Regions from separate parts of the Homo sapiens genome. Here region 1 is linked to region 2. A link is an interaction called in ENCODE POLR2A ChIA-PET data of the cell type or tissue named here. Cell type or tissue: A673. All regions are shown on one strand. Links, peaks and the distances in the headings refer to the core of each region. The heading gives the core; the rest is flanking DNA.

Region 1 (7,834 bases), core at 640-3,139, 790 kb after region 2:
CAGAGAGGATAGGAGGTACCTTGGACTCGGTAGTATGGATGTAAGGCCTTAGCATGAGAAAACTAAGAACTGTGAAAGAGCTCTGATTTCTGAGAACAATTCTGAAAAGCCCTGCAGGGTTGTTGTTTTTTTCCTTGAATGTAGTGGTAGACTTTTTCTTTTTTGGAGTGGTAGGGGACTTGTCTCACAGAGCTTGGAAAGTATCTCTCATGTGAACATATTCCACCATCATCTAAAAACATGCTTTTTAAAAAACCACACTTGGCTGGGCACAGTGGCTCACGCCTGTAATCCGAGCACTTTGGGAGGCTGAGGCAGGCGGATCACTTGAGGTCAGGAGTTCAAGACCAGCCTGGCCAACATGGTGAAACCCCGTCTCTACTAAAAATACAAAAATTGCCAAACGTGGTGGCTCACGCCTATAATCCCAGCACTTTGGGAGACTGAGGCAGGTGGAACATGAGGTCAAGAGATCAAGACCATCCTGGCTAACATGGTGAAACCCCGTCTCTACTAAAAATACAAAAATTAGCTGGACGTGGTGGCACGTGCCTGTAGTCCTAGCTACTCGGGAGGCTGAGGCAGGAGAATCACTTGAACCCGGGAGGTGTAGGTTGCAGTGAGCCAAGATGGCGCCACTGCACTCCAGCCTGGCAACAGAGCAAGAGTCCATGTCAAAAAATAATCATAATAAATAAAATAAAAATAAAAATACAAAAATTAGCTGGGTGTGGTAGCAGGCCCCTGTAATCCCAGCTACTCTAGAGGCTGAGGCAGGAGAACTGCTTGACCCCGGGAGGTGGAGGTTGCAGTGAGCCGAGATTGTACCACTGCACTCCAGCCTGGGCAGCAAAGGCTGCCCATCTCAAAACAAACAAACAAACAAATAAAAAAACACACACAAAAACATTGAGCTCAGTTTCCTCAACGAAAAAAGGAGCATATACCTAACCTACCTTCCTTGCTAGGCACTGAGAAGGGCCAATAAAATTATGTTTATAAAACTTAGTATTTTAATGTAAGAAAACACCCCCCTCACACACAAACACATTTCCTCCCACCAAACAACCTCCACAAGCTTGGAATCAGTCATCCTGGGTAATGGATGACTAGATGTGGGCCATGGAGGTATCTGACAGAAGAAAGGTGACTACATCAGGACAGAACTTGACTCAAAACTAAATTCTAAACAAAATATTTTTATCCTACAAAACAGCTCAATGAGCCACTCCCCACAGCTAATCCTCCATCTTTCATAGAGGTCATCTGGCCACAGTGGCTAGACCTGGGCACACGCAGGGACAGAGCAAAACAGAAGAGGGGCCTATGGCACTATCTGGATGGAGAGGAAAACTCATGTGCGCTATTTTTCGGATGACCCTAGGCTTGTATTATTAGAAAAGTGCTTTCCTTCCTAGGACTTCTCCTTCCAAGGCCTATACTCAGTTAAGAGAGAGACTGAAAAGAGATGGTGCCTGGCCTTAGATTAACTGAGGTGCTGTTGTATGCATGCTGCTAATGGATCATTAAAAAAGCTGGGAGTCAGAAAAATCACATCCATGTCTTTGAATGGCTCCTGCTGTCCCAGCAGCCTAGCCGGCTGGCAGAACTAGCTGCTGAGCACCAACTCCAGGAAGAAAAGGAGCAAACAGAAGAAGGCCAACCCAGCTTGCTGTTTTTTTGGCTGAGTAGGGAATTGACACAGACCACCTCCAGCTCCTGTCTGGAAGTTTCGAGATCAGAGAGCTTCAGGCACAGCTGGGTTCACAGCTGCACCATTTGGAGCATTGGGCTCATTAATATTCATGAGCCATCCCCACCAATCGGCAGAGCGGATGCCATTAGCTTAGCATCTGTCGGGTTTTTGTGAGGGTTGCACATGGAGTTTTTTTCCCCTTTTAAATGAACTTCTTCTGACATTTTGGATTTGCCTCTGTAGGTTTTCTATCCTCGCCTTGCTCTGCTGCATCATATAAAGGAGAGACCCAGGGGAGGCGGGCAGGAAAGAGGGATGAATACCAGCCAGGGCTTTGCATCTGCCTGTTGACAAACTTTATTTCTCTTTCAGCACCTGGCACCTCAGACAGACTGCGAGGATGGAAGCAGCATCAGGTAAATTATACCTAACAAGGTTCACGCCCAGAACTGTGAGAAGAGTTGGATCCCAGCTCTTTGGAAGACAATCCTTCCTCCAGTGGTGAACTTGAGCTGCACACACAATGCAGGAGGGCTACAGAGCACAGTTCTGAAGCATTATTTCCACACTGATAAATTCATGATTTATGAAAGGAAATACTGCCAGCGCTCACTCCCTCCTTCTCTGCTACAGCTTGTTAGACACAAATTGCAACAACAATCTTAAATACTTGCATTTTATTTCAGGCCAAAGCCCCTCCACTCTGAACTAAATGCCATGACAGTCCCACAGCATAGGCTGGTAGTAAAAGAGCCCACAGACAGGGTAGGATAGCCAGAGGAGGGAGGAGTGGGCGACAGGGAGGGGAAGGATCACACACACAAACCTAAGAGTAGAGCAATGCAGAATGCCTGTGGCACTCGGCTCCTACCAGCTCTGGCTCTCAGTGGAGATGAAGAATGGCAGCAGGAGGACAGAATGCCTCATTGTCTGAAGGAGAGCGTGTTGTTTCTCATCTCCATCCCCAGAGCCCTCTCTTTCAGGCAGGCAGAAACAAAGCCCTTGCACCCCACTGCACTGCGCAACACAGCAGAGACGCTGGTGGCGGAAGCCCTGGAGGCAGGGAGCTGCTACCAAAGGAGAAGAAAAGGATTCCAAAAAGAAAGGAGCCCACTCTAACCCTGCGGAAAAGATGGCCACATGTCTGCTTTATAACCAGAAGAGACAGTAACAGCCCGGGACAGCCTTTCCCAAAATAAAGGCCCCTGGGCTGTTACTGTTCCCTCTGGCTGTGGCCAGCCACTTCTCTCTCATGCATGACCATGAGCTGTTGTGCAGGTCTCAGGCTCCACTCAGCCAGGCTAAGGTCTCGGGACATAAATCCCCAGCAGCAGGAGTCACAGCACCAGTTCCATTCAGTGGTATCAGTGAAAGAAAAAGCAAGGAGGTGGGAAAGTAAATATTCATCCCCCTGTCCATGCAAGGAGGTAGGCAAGAGGCCAGCCTCCCACAAACAAAGTGCTCTAGGGCTACAGCAAAAACTGAAGCCAGCCAAGATGGGGATACAACATAACCACTCCCAGTGGGATGATGTTCAATATGGCAGCTTAGAATTTGCCACATACGGGTCCCCAAAACTGGTCACCTGAGGAGATACTCCTGGTCCTACATACAAATGACCTGCAGAAACTCAGATCCCAGGAGAGTAATATAGGGTTCTGTTCAAAAGCAACAGCCCCTGTGTCTTATGTTTAACTTACAAACATCTGCACAGTATTTGTTCCCATGGAAGAGGCATAAGGGGCTGTAATGACTGACCTCTGTCAATCAGCCCAAGCAGAGGTGACTAGAAGACACTAAGCAGCCCAGCCTCCCACATACCTGCCCTGTGCCCAGTCCCACCTGAGTAAGTCTCCTGGCCCGCATCTTCTCTGACCATCTCAGAGCAGAACCCAGAGCTCACTTTTCCAAAACTGTTTCTAACTGACCAGGGTCCAAAGGCACAGCATGATCTCCTCCCACAGCCCTCCTCACAGACTGAAGAGTGGAGGTTCCCTCTTTGGGTCTTCCAAAATCACAGCATAATGGTGAGGAGAGGGGTGGGAGAGTGGGACTTTCCAAGGAAGGAACCTCAGAGTCAACAACTGGAGCCCACACTTCTAAATGGTCCTTTTCTTCACTGGGAGGCGGTGAGGGAGAGCTCCTCCTACCCGATCTTGGAAGAAAGCAGCAACTGGAAAAGAGTGGGAAAGGGAAAAGAAAGGTATGAACAGCTTGGGTAACATAGGGAGACTCCGTCTCTACAAAAAAATAAATTAGCCAGGGATGTTGGCATGTGCCTGTAATCCCAACTACTCAGGAAGCTGAGGCCAGAAGATTGCTTGAGCCTTGGAGGTCAAGGCTGCAGTGAGTTATGATTACACCACTGCACTTCAGCCTGGGCAACAGAGTGAGACTCTGTCTCAGAAAAAAAAGTATGAACATATAAACAAAAATGAACAGAAAGGGAAGTCTCTCTGAGCCTGTTCTGACTCAGGAGGCTGCCCGATTAAAAAAAAAAAAAATGGCTGGGCATGGTGAATTATTTGAGTCTGGGAGGTGGAGACCAACCTGGGTAACCTGGTGAAACCCTATCTCAATTTAAAAAAATAAAAAAGAGGCCGGGCGTGGTGGCTCACGCCTGTAATCCCAGCACTTTGGGAGACCGAGGTGGGCAGATCACGAGGTCAGGAGATGGAGGCCATCCTGGCTAACACGGTGAAACCCCGTCTCTACTAAAAATACAAAAAAAATTAGCCGGGCATGGTGGCGGGCGCCTGTAGTCCCAGCTACTCGGGAGGCTGAGGCAGGAGAATGGTGTGAACCCGGGAGGCAGAGCTTGCAGTGAGCTGAATCGTGCCACTGCACTCCAGCCTGGGCAACAGAGCAAGACTCCATCTCAAAAAAAAAAAAAAAAAAAAGGCCAGGTGCGATGGCTCACACCTGTAATCCCAGCACTTTGGGAGGCTGAAACGGGTGGATCACCTGAGGTCAGGAGTTCGAGACCAGCCTGGCCAACATGGTGAAACCCTATCTCTACTAAAAATACAAAAACTTAGCTGGGTGTGGTGGCAGGTGCCTGTAATCCCAGCTACTAGGGAGGCTGAGGCAGAAGAGTTGCTTGAACCTGGGAGGCGGAGGTTGCAGTGAGCCGAGATCATGCCACTGCATTCCAGCCTGGGTAACAGAGCAAGACTCTGTCTCAAAAAAAAAAAAAAAAAAAAAAACAGATAAATGCAAGTGAATGGATAAACAAAATGTGGTATATAGCACCATATAAATGGACTGCTATTTAGCCATAAAAATGGGGGAAAAAAAGAGAAAAAAACAGTAATGAAGTAATGACACATGATAAAATACAAATGAACCTTGAAAACATTGTTAGATGAAAAAAGCCAGTTACAAAAGACCACAAATCATATGACTCCATTTGTGTAAATGTCCAAAATAGACAAATGCATAGACAGAGAAAGTAGACTAGTGGTTGCCAGGAGCTGGGGGGGAGGGAAGGACAGGGGAGTCACTACTCATGGGTACAGGGTTTCTTTCGGGGTGATGAAAATGTTCTAAAATTGACTGTGGTGGCTGACAGTTATACAACCCTGTGACTATATTAAAAACTACTGAACTGTATCTAAAAAGGTAAACTTTATGGCAGGTAAATTGTGTGTCAATAAAGCTATTAGGCCAGGCTTATGCCAATAATCCTAGCACTTTGGGAGGCAGAGGCAGGCGGATCACCTAAGGTCAGGTGTTTGAGACCAGCCTGGCCAACATGGCAAAATCCCGTCTCTACTAAAAATACAAAACTTAGCCAGGTGTGGTGGCACTTGCCTGTAATCCCAGCTACTCAGGAAGCTGAGGCAGGAGAATCGCTTGAACCCAGGAGGCAGAGGTTGCAGTGAGCCGAGATCACGCCACTGCACTCCAGCCTGGGTGAAAGAGTGAGCGTCCGTCTCCACACAAAAAAATAAATAAATAAAAAGGGAGGGAGGAGGAATAAAAAACCGAATAAATGAGAAAGCTTTCCCTTCTTTCTCCCCAGGTTTCAGTAGGAGCCCCTGCTACCCAGTGGTGGGTTAACACAGACCCACCTGGATAGAAAGCCACGCACCCAAAGAACAAGAAAGGTTGTGAAAGGCTACCAATGCTATGACATTACTTTCCCTAACAAATGGACACCTCTCTGGTCCAGGTTATAGCAAACCTAGCCCCTGCTATCTCAAAGAGTACTCCAGTTACCTCTTAGGCTGGTCTCCTTTAGCCAGGTGAGAAGAGCTCTGCCTCTCTTCCTGGGCCCAGCCACAGTTTGACATAGCATATCGAAGAATGGCATCAGACACAGTCATGGTACTTCGGCCCTGGACACAGGCTTCTATCTCAGGCACCGAGAGCTGGCTTTGCAGGAATAGGTGCAACTGGCTGTCTGACAGGAGAACCACACTCTGCAGGACCCTGGGAAAAACACAGGTAGCACAACACAGAGCATCACCCTGAGGAACTGCTCTCCATTCCCCATCCTCTTAAGAACTTCTGGCTACCTGAGCAGGGAGCTCCATCCTGCCTGGCACATTCCTCCACCCCTGCCTCCACCCTTGGTGGCCAGCACCAGCCGTTCTGTCCACTCACTTTTCAAGGAAGTGCTGCAGACCTTGTCGTCGCTTCTCAATGAACTCATCTGAGGTGCCGAAGAAGGTTGACTTCCCAGGAAGTTCAGGAACAGGCCTGTGCAGCCACATGATATAACACCCATGATAAGTGTAACATCTAAGATAGTCATTCCGGCCTCTGATCAAGGAAATCCCTTAAAAAGAGGTCTAATCAATACAAATAGCTTTTTTTTTTTTTTTTGAGATGGAGTCTCGCTCTGTCGCCCAGGCTGAAGTGCAGTGGTACAATCTCGGCTTACTGCAACGTCTGCCTCCCGGGTTCAAGCAGTTCTCTGCCTCAGCCTCCCGAGTAACTGGGATTACAGGTGCAGGCCACCACACCCAGCTAATTTTTTGTATTTTTAATAGAGACGGGGTTTCACCATGTTAGCCAGGATGGTCTTGATCTGACCTCGTGATCCCTGCCTGCCTCGGCCTCCCAAAGTGCTGGGATTACAGGCATGAGCCACCGTGCCTGGCCCCAATTAGCTTTTAATAAGGGGTGGTGCTAACATTGACTGCATGCCAAGTGTCAAGCCAGACTGTGCTAAATGTTTTATAAACATGATTTCATTTAGTCATCCCAAAACCCCGTGAGAAAGATATTAACTCACTTCAGATCAGAGAAGTTAAGTAAATGTCTCACTGTTACACAGCTAATAAGCAGCAAAGCTCATATCAGAACCAGATCTATGACTATAAAACCCATGCTGATACATTATTTTTGTCTGTTTGATTTTAGAGACAAGGTATTGCTTTCCAAGCTGCTCTCTCCAGGTTGCCCAGGCTGGAGTGCAGTAGCATAAACGTGAGCATAGCTCGCCGCAGCCTCAAATTCCTGGGATGAAGTAATCCTCCTGCATCAGCCTCCCAGAATAACTATGACTACCGGTACGTGCCACTGTGTGCACCTAATTTATTTATTTGTTTACTTATGTATCTGTAGAGACAGTATTGCTCTGTTGCCCAGGCTGGTCTCAAACTCCTGGCCTCAAGTGATCCTCCTTCCTTAACCTCCCAAAGCACTGGAATTACATGTGTGAGCCACCAAGCCGAGCCACACTATGTTGTTTATGAAACCCACTCCCAGCTTGGTGCCATGGTTCATGCCTGTAATCCTGGCACTTTGGGAGGCCGAGGTGGGCAGATCACTTGAGCTCAGGAGTTCAAGACCAGCTTGGGCGACATGGTGAAACCTCATCTCTCCTTTAAAAAAAAAAAACAGCCAGGCGCGGTGGCTCACGCCTGTAATCCCAGCACTTTGGGAGGCCGAGGTGGGTGGGGATCACGAGGTCAGAAAATCGAGACCATCCTGGCTAACACGGTGAAACCCCATCTCAACTAAAAAATAGAAAAAACTAGCCGGGCGTGGTGGCGGGCGCCTGTAGTCCCAACTACTCGGGAGGCTGAGGCAGGAGAATGGCGTGAACCTGGGAGGCGGAGCTTGCAGTGAGCTGAGATTGTACCCTTGCACTCCAGCCTGGGCAACAAGAGTGAAACTCTGTCTCAA
Region 2 (2,500 bases), core at 1-2,500:
GCCCATCTGGCCTTACCTGTTCAAAGCCGGGCTCATTGTGATAGGGGTTCTCAGTCATCAGGGACTGGATAGAGATGAGCACTGAGGAGATGCTCTGGGCTGGGCTCCAGGCAGGTCCAGTCCATGTACTGTAAACACATCAGAAGGAATGGAGGGTGAGGCAGAGAAAGAATAGGGAACAAGTACCCTGGGGCCCGGCAACACCACCATAAGTGACTCACCATAAGTTTCTCTTTCACTATTAATACTCTGGAATTTCCCAGCCTCTGTCTCATGCTCATGTTCTGATTTCACCAGAAATCAGTCAATTGCCTAATCCTCAAATCAAGGGGGGGGGGCAAAAGAACAGGTAATAGCAAGCTATGTAACTTTGAAGGGATTTTCTTTGTACTAGAAACAGTTACGACAATCAAAACAAAAGAAATTAGGTAAGCAATTAGCTCCAAAGTTGTCTAAATGTTAATCTCCGTGGATCTCAAAGAGCTTGTTTATGGGTGGTGATGGAGTTAGTGAGGGGAGAGGGAAGTTGAGCATAAAGGGACACAGGTGACTGAAGCCATCTGGTTAGAGGCCATGTGGTGGGGCTATTGGGGATCCAGTTCTGTATCAAACCCCCAAGGAGTGTCAAATTCTCTTAAGACTACACAACTCTTCCAAAGAACAGGAAGAGAATAAGGGGTGCTTCCAGACAGTGGAAGGTCTGAAAATAATATATGGAAAACGTCAAATACCAAAATTGCTCCTCTCTTTCATAAACCCAACCAAGTATTAGGGGGAGGGGACAGCTTGGATGTTAATGACATTTATTTTTAGCTCAATTAATTGAAGAGATGGCACCGGAGCTGGAAGCCGAACACAACCTAAGCCAGGACTGGCTTGTTCAAGTTGACTGCCTGCTTCTGTTTCCCTGCTGTACTTGAGGAAAGCCCAAGTCAGTAATGCCTAATAGTAACTTCACTGGGGACTGCTCTTAAGTGCCTCTATCTTTTCAGCTTTGCTCCCCCAGGAACTCTAGACCTACTGCTCTCTGAAGCTTTACAACAGAGTCAACTCTCGTTAAATTTCTTTTGTCAGTAAGTCAGCCCAACATTGTTTTCTAGGTAAAGAGGAAAAAAAAAACATGGCTGATAAAGCTAATACAGTCAACTAGGAACACCTAAGAATTTTCTTTTCTTTCTTTTTTGAGACAAAGTCTCCCTCTGTCACCCAGGCTGGAGTGCAGTGGCGTGATCTTGGCTCACTGCAACCTCTGCCTCCCAGGTTCAAGCAATTCTTGTGCCTCAGCCTCCCGAGTAGCTGGGACTAGAGGCATGCGCCACCATGCCTGGCTAATTTTTGTATTTTTAGTAGAGACGGGGTTTCGCCAGGCTAGGCTGGTCTCGAACTCCTGACCTCAGGTGATCCACCCGCCTCGGCCTCCCAAAGTGCTGGGATTACAGGTGTGAGCCACCGCACCCGGCTGAAATTTTCTACTCTGTGATTCTTTATGGCAAATTTTCAATTTCAGGGCAGCTTCTCCTTTTCTACCTAACACACTTCTACTACTTTTACCCCACTGTCCTGTGGCTGGTATCTCAAAAGAGTTTTATATTGACCCAATGAGGGAGAGCCTACTTTGAGACACGCTTTCGCGAACAAATTTCATACAGAAGCAACGACTAAATTTCTTTATCATCATGGGTTTTAGCCTACCAGCAAAGACAATTAATTAAGTACCCTAACGAGATGAAGTACTTCTTTAAGGACAACCTCCTTTAAAAGACTTCTTCACTGCCAAAATCACAGCAGAACATATCCCTGGGTCTGAGCAAGTCCTAGAAAAATGAATCATGTCTCTAAGTTTATTTCAAATGCTGCTCTTCCCTCACACAAACCTGGAAACATGTTGGATAGCAGGAAAACAGAATAATCAGTTTGGGGGTACTTTCTCAACTTCAACCTGCACGTGTTCTCTGTCCCAGAGAAGTTCAGACCACTATAAAAACACCAATCCAAAATATGCGAGAAGATGTCCACACTGAGTTTTCAGCCCCCAAAGGCAACTAAAATGGGAACTCTATGAAGCAAAACCTCAGAAGCATCCAGAAAGAAGATGCACTAGAAACTCATTTCATATCTAATGTGATTTCCAATCTCAGACATTTGTCATTATTAAAATATTATAATCAGGTCAGGCATGGAGGCTCATGCCTGTAACCCCAGTGCTTTGGGAGCCACAAGAGGACGACTGCTTGAGGACAAGAATTCAAGACCAGCCTGGGCAACATAGTGAGATACCTGCCTCTACCAACAAAACAAAACAAAACAAAAACAAACAAAACAAAACAAAAATGAAACCATAATGATCACCACCACCACCACCGCCACTGCCTTCAAAGCAACTTATTGCAAGACTCAAATTAAGACACCCCAAATCTTGAATGGCACAGACCTGCAGCCTTTCTCAACCTGTTCAGGAGAGAAAATAAGGCCTTAACACCCCAAGAGAGTGGTTCTGAAA

The links. Peaks named below come from ENCODE experiments on the same cell type or tissue, not always from the same donor. Only the 100,000 strongest peaks of a DNase experiment are listed, where the experiment ranks them.
Region 1: POLR2A ChIA-PET joins it to region 2 with 5 read pairs; 1 of 35 experiments calls an interaction of 5 or more read pairs at or near these places.

What each region holds. Positions count from the first base shown.
Region 1 is chr17:48,117,270-48,125,103 of GRCh38, reverse strand. It overlaps SNX11 (sorting nexin 11), which reads right to left. Exons shown (of 7, transcript NM_013323.3): 5 at 6,305-6,400; 6 at 5,918-6,130; 7 at 1,503-3,869. The coding sequence ends at 3,596. Among named protein-coding and RNA genes, the nearest start is that of SNX11, 13 kb to the right of the region's middle. In A673, for the core only: no CTCF peak of the experiment used is centred there; a DNase peak (open chromatin) is centred at 1,793.
Region 2 is chr17:48,913,704-48,916,203 of GRCh38, reverse strand. UBE2Z (ubiquitin conjugating enzyme E2 Z) reads right to left here. Exons shown (of 7, transcript NM_023079.5): 4 at 17-128. Among named protein-coding and RNA genes, the nearest start is that of UBE2Z, 6.5 kb to the right of the region's middle. RefSeq lists an enhancer at 42-381. In A673, for the core only: no CTCF peak of the experiment used is centred there; no DNase peak of the experiment used is centred there; H3K27ac peaks cover 1,302 bases.